2 separate regions of the Homo sapiens genome follow, and region 2 is linked to region 1. Evidence: read pairs that join two places in POLR2A ChIA-PET (ENCODE). Cell type or tissue: CD4-positive, alpha-beta T cell. All regions are shown on one strand. Each heading gives the region's core, and the rest is flanking DNA. Links, peaks and the distances in the headings are about the cores only. Region 1 overlaps MYL4 (myosin light chain 4). Region 2 overlaps EFCAB13 (EF-hand calcium binding domain 13).

Region 1 (2,857 bases), core at 342-2,841:
CTTTGTGTGCACATGAAGCTGAGACCCAGCCCAGCTTATCCTGCACTCTGAGGCAGAGCCAAGATGAGAATTTAGGAATCCTCACTTCTGGGCCAGTGCTGTTTTCACTTGTCTGTCATTTCAGGAGTCAGGAACCTCACCTACACCAGAGCGGGATGTGTGGGTGGGAGGGGTGGAGGCCAGGGAGACATCTGAATTTTTTTTTTGTTTCAAGATGGAGTTTCACTCTGTCACCCAGGCTGGAGTGCAGTGGTGCGATCTTGGCTGACTGCAACCTCTGCCTCCCGAGCTCAAGCGATTCTCGGGCCGCAGCCTCCCAACACTGGAATTTTATAACAACGAAGCAATAGAAGAGATCCCAGTCCCAGCCCTGGAATGGGTCGTGGAGGCACCAGGCTGCTTCTTTGGTTGACAGAAGATGGGATGAGGACGGGTTCGAGGGACGGCCTGGGATAATGGACAAAGCGAAATATTGGGATATTTTAACAACCACACTCACCTGCTATTCAGCTTGGGTGGAGGCTGATTGGCCACCAGCCACCACCTTCACTGGGGATTGGAAGGTATAGCTGGGTCTTCTCTCCACAGAGTTCAAAGAGGCCTTTTCATTGTTTGACCGGACCCCGACTGGAGAGATGAAGATCACCTACGGCCAGTGCGGGGATGTACTGCGGGCCCTGGGCCAGAACCCTACCAATGCCGAGGTGCTGCGTGTGCTGGGCAAGCCCAAGCCTGAAGGTCAGTGCGGCTGCATGGCAGACCTCTCCCAGGGTCAGGCTTGCAGCCCCTTGGCTTCCTCCTTGTCCAGATCTTCTCTGCCATCTGCACTCTCTCTTCTCCTGCTTTAGCCCCTCAGGACCAGCCTCACCTACCCAGCTTACCCTAGTCCCATTTTGAGAATTTATCTAGACGTCCCCGTACTTAAGTGACCCTTGAGGAATGTAGCCTGGGCTTGTTTCCCTCACGAGGTTGGGAGCTCCTGTGGGGCATGAGCCACATTCTGTTGCCTCAGTGTCTGAGGAAGGCTGAGTGGGAATCTGGAAATCTGATAACTGATGGTTCCCACTCCCCAGCCCAGGAGCTCTCAGGAGGGGCATCTGTCACAGCACCGAGGTATCCTGTGGTGGCCATCGCGAGCTGTATTACAAACAATTTGTTTCTAATAATGGTTAGAGTACTGACGTTTGCAAATTGTTTGGTATAAATTAGAGCAGCTTCAAGATTCTTAGCTCTACGTGCTGCCTCTTTCATTCATTTGCATTTCAATAGGTTTTGGTGAGTGAGTGTTTAGAATGGTGAGTAAGTGTTTAGAAAGTGGTGCAAACGATTCTTTTGTGGCTCCTAAGTGTGATCATTGAGTGTTCATACTCATGTGAGCTGTGCCTCTGTCAATCATTACGGCAGATGAGAAGAGGTGTGAGGGAGTGTGTCCTGTTTGTGAATGTTGTCTGTCATGTGTGCCAGTCAAGTTAACAGCTGCTCTAAAACACACACACATGCTTCTCCTCAGTGGTGTTGGCACGGGGTTTGGGGTGGGGTGAGCCTCTCAGCAAGGGTGGTCTGTCTCTGGAGGCTTCCTGGGCCCCATAGTGGTTTCCTCCCCATCCCTTGGTTCTGGCCCGTCCCCCTTCTCCTCTGGCTGAAGGTAACCGCGGGGGTGAAGGATGTGGGCAGGAAAGGACCAGAGGGCTAGGGGCTTGCATCTCAGAAGTCAGAAGCAAGTCCTGTGTGCTTATAAAAGAAAGAAATGCCCACATTTGTGATATTTAAAAATAGTTTGCCTCTATTAAATTAAAGCCTTTTAAATACACTACCATGTGGGAGAAGTATGCTATTCACAAGAGAACTGTGAATTTATAAGAATTATTGATTCAGAGTAGCTTCAAGCTGTGTGGTCTAGTGATGGGACCCCATGCAGAGTGATGCAAACGTTGCTTTTTTCAATCCTGTTGGTTTGCCCCTGTGATTATAGGTCTGTCACGTCAAGGGTCTAAACTGAGTGTGAGGCCCGGGCCGCGTGGCACTTCAGACCCCTCACATCCTGCTGCTGCCACCCTCAGCTCCTCCGCTTGGCTGGCCACCTGGTGCTTAGAGGTCTGGGTGGAGGGCTCCTTTTTCCTTCCATCCTACTGCTTTCACTGAGAAAAGAGGGCCCCTGAGACCATCTCCCCAGCTCCCAGTCCCCTACCTTGCTTGGATGGGAAGCTCTGTGTCCTCTAGGAGCACTAATGGGTGTACCACCCAGAATTGGCTGCAGCCCAAGCCCTGGGTGCTGTCAGACTTGGGGTGAGGCCCCCTCTTGACCCTCTGCTCCCTTGAGCACCTGCTCACATTGATTTCTCTTTCTTTACCCTGCCTGCCTGAAGAGATGAATGTCAAGATGCTGGACTTTGAGACGTTCTTGCCCATCCTGCAGCACATTTCCCGCAACAAGGAGCAGGGCACCTATGAGGACTTCGTGGAGGGCCTGCGTGTCTTTGACAAGGAGAGCAATGGCACGGTCATGGGTGCTGAGCTTCGGCACGTCCTTGCCACCCTGGGTATGCCAGCTGGGCAGAGATGAAGACCAAGTGGGAGGAATGGAGGGGTGGGAGGTGCCAAGGTGACATATGCTGGTTGGGTGGGGGGTGGTATACAAGGGTCTTTGCATCCTGAGGATAATGACCTGATCCAGGCCCTGTCTCCCTGGGCTCTGCAAGAACAACCATTCCCAGTTGGGTTTGCTCAGCAGGTACCAGGGTTTGGGAGAGGAGGGGAGAGCAGGTTGGCAGAGCAGGGCTTACTACTGAGGCCTGAGAGGTGGGACTCAGGGCTTCTGTCCTTGTCTTTGCCTGAAACACTGAGGCTCTGGAAGCTG
Region 2 (2,921 bases), core at 238-2,737, 110 kb after region 1:
ATAGAGTCTTATCCAACAAATCATTCCCCAGACCAATGTGGTAGAGCTTTTCCCCTATCTTCTTGTAACTTTACAGTTTTAGGTCTTGTGTTTAAATCTTTAATGCATTTTAAATTGATTTTTGTATATGGTGTGAGATAATGTCCCAATTTCATTTTTCTGCAGAAGGATATCCAGTTTTCCCAATGCCATTTATTGAAGAGACTGTTCTTTCCCCATTGTGTGTACTTGGCACCTTTGTTGAAAATCAGCTGACTGTAAATATTTGGAAAATTTCTAGGCTTCCTATCCTGTCCTATTGATTGGTGTGTCCTATTGATTGGTTATGCCAGTAACATTCTGTTTTGATTACTATAGCTTTATCATCTGTTTTGAAATTAGGAAGTGTGATGCCTCCAACTTTGTTCTTTTTGCTTAAGATTGCTTTGGCTATATGGGGTGTTTACTGTTTCCATATGAATGTTAGGATTTTTTTATTTCTGTGAAAAATGACATCGGAATTTTGAGAGGAATTGCATTGAATCTGTAGATATCATTGGAAAGTATGGACATTTAAACAATATTAATTTTTTGAATCCATGAACTTGGGCTATTTTCTCATTTATTTGTGTCTTCTTCAGTTTCCTTTATCAAAGTTTTATAGTTTTTTTTTTGTTAAAATTTCATCATTCTAACAGGTATGTAATGATGGTATTTCCTTTTAATTTGCAGTTCCCTAATCCCATTATAATGTTGAGCCTCTTTTCATATCATTATTTACCATGTTTCTGTGTATCTTCTTTGGTGAGGTGTCTGTTCAAGTCTTTAGCTCATTTTAAAATTGAGTTCTTTTTTATTATGTTTTAAGAGTTCTTTGTATATTTTGGATGACAGTTCTTTATAAAATATGTCTTTTGAAAACATTTTCTCCCAGTCTGTGACTTGTCCTTTCATTGTCTTGATATGGTGTCTTTCACAGAGCAGAAGCTTTAAATGAAGTTTAACTTATCGATTATTTCTTTCATGGATCATGGCTTTAGTTTGTATCTAAAATCGAGTTAATGTTTATAATAAAAATACTGCTTTGCAAAGAGTATGATAAACTTTTGTATCTTTCTTGGCAAAGAGTATGATAAACTTTTGTACCTTGATGCCTTAAGAGCTAGATCCAGGCTGGGAGAGGTAGCTCATGCCTGTAATTCTAGCACTTTGGGAGGCTGAGGTGGGAGGACTGCTTGAGCTCAGAAGTTCGAGACCAGCCTTGGCAATGTAGGGAGACCTCGTCTCTACGAATAATAAAAAATTAGCCACGCATGATGGTGCATGTCTGTGGTCTCAGCTTCTCAGGAGGCTGAGGTGGGAGAATTGCTTGAGCCTGGGAGGTCAAGGCTGCAGTGAGCCATGATTGCACCACGGACTCCACCCTAGGCAACAAAAAGAGACCCTGTCTCAAAAAAAGAAAAAGTGCTAGATGCAATAACTGTTAGACATATTCATAAATGATGTTCTTTTATAGCTGTATAATGCACTAAGGATAATTGGAGTTATTTAGAGTATGTACTGAATCTGGAAAAATAATACATTAGTGAGTAAAACCTTTTTCAACAAAATTCTCTTCGGTAGCACTATTTGAGAAAGAATATCAATCTAAAATGAATGATTGACCCAGAATGTCATATTTAATATGTATGTGCAAAGAGGACATGCTTGATTGTGGCTCTTATATTCCCCAGGCAGAGGAAAATATTGACTTATTAGATGATGGCTCTAATTCTTTTGCAACTGACTTGTCATCAGGAACTATTAACCACAAGAAATACATCAAGTTTTCTAAAACAATAGAGAAGGAAATTTCACCGGAAATTAGGAGTTTGAGCCCAGAATATAAAAAAATGTAAGTTAAAAACTCTGAACTTACTTTATTGAATTATACTTTTGCAAGTTAAGAATGCCAAAATGTAGCTGTGGCTTATGCGTTCTCATAATGTACCATGTGTATAGGATCATGCATATTTGTGGTCATTCTTTCAGTAGCATAATTTTAACTCCTAAATAGCTGTTCTTACATTTTTTCTGACTTCTCTCACAGCCATCTATAGGCTTCCATGTTGTCTAAGTTGGTTCTCACATTGTTATAAAGAACTACTTGAGACTACGTAATTTATAAATAAAAGAGGTTTAATTGCTCATGGTTCTGCAGACTTTACAGGAAGCGAGGCTGGGGAAGCCTCAGGAAACTTAGAATCATGGTGGAAGGGGAAGGGGGAGCAAGCATATCTTCACAAGGCCAGCAGGAGGGAGAGTGAAGAGGGAAGTGCCACATACTTTTAAACAAACAGATCTCATGAGAACTCACTCAGTATCATGAGAACAACAAGTGGGAAATCTGCCCCCATGATCCAATCACTTCCTACCAGGTCTCTCCCCCAATATTGGGGATTACAATTCAACATGAGATTTAGGTAGGGACACAGAGTCAAACTATATCACATGTGGAAGCCTATAAGTAAGCTATAAGCTAACTGGAATCATAGGATTCTAGTTAGAGGAGAACAGTTATCCATATGTCTGTTAAGTTTGTCTTAAAGAGAATTTAAGAAGGAAACAGAAGGTTCTTTCCTCTAGGCTTGGCTTTGTGTCTTCCATGAAATTAAGATATTTGAATAGTTTTTTTTTTTTTTTGAGATGGAGCCTCACTCTGTCACCCAGGCTGGAGTGCAGTGGCGCAGCCATGGCTCACTGCAACCTCCACCTCCTGGGTTCAAGTGATTCTTCTGCCTCAGCCTCCTGAGTAGCTGGGACTACAGGCGTGCGCCGTCACACTCGGCTATTTTTTTTTTTTTTTTTGAAATGGAGTCTCGCTGTGTTGCCCAGGCTGGAGTGTAGTGGCACGATCTTGGCTCACTGCAAGCTGCGCCTCCTGGGTTCAAGCCATTCTCCTG

The links. ChIA-PET counts read pairs that join two places held together with the same protein. Peaks named below come from ENCODE experiments on the same cell type or tissue, not always from the same donor. Only the 100,000 strongest peaks of a DNase experiment are listed, where the experiment ranks them.
Region 2: POLR2A ChIA-PET joins it to region 1 with 12 read pairs; 3 of 35 experiments call an interaction of 5 or more read pairs at or near these places.

What each region holds. Positions count from the first base shown.
Region 1 is chr17:47,219,316-47,222,172 of GRCh38, forward strand. It overlaps MYL4 (myosin light chain 4), which reads left to right. Exons shown (of 7, transcript NM_002476.2): 3 at 589-738; 4 at 2,367-2,540. Among named protein-coding and RNA genes, the nearest start is that of MYL4, 11 kb to the left of the region's middle. RefSeq lists enhancers at 1,417-2,073, 2,074-2,729. In CD4-positive, alpha-beta T cell, for the core only: no CTCF peak of the experiment used is centred there; no DNase peak of the experiment used is centred there; H3K27ac peaks cover 215 bases.
Region 2 is chr17:47,333,484-47,336,404 of GRCh38, forward strand. It overlaps EFCAB13 (EF-hand calcium binding domain 13), which reads left to right. Exons shown (of 25, transcript NM_152347.5): 5 at 1,713-1,873. Among named protein-coding and RNA genes, the nearest start is that of EFCAB13, 11 kb to the left of the region's middle. In CD4-positive, alpha-beta T cell, for the core only: no CTCF peak of the experiment used is centred there; no DNase peak of the experiment used is centred there.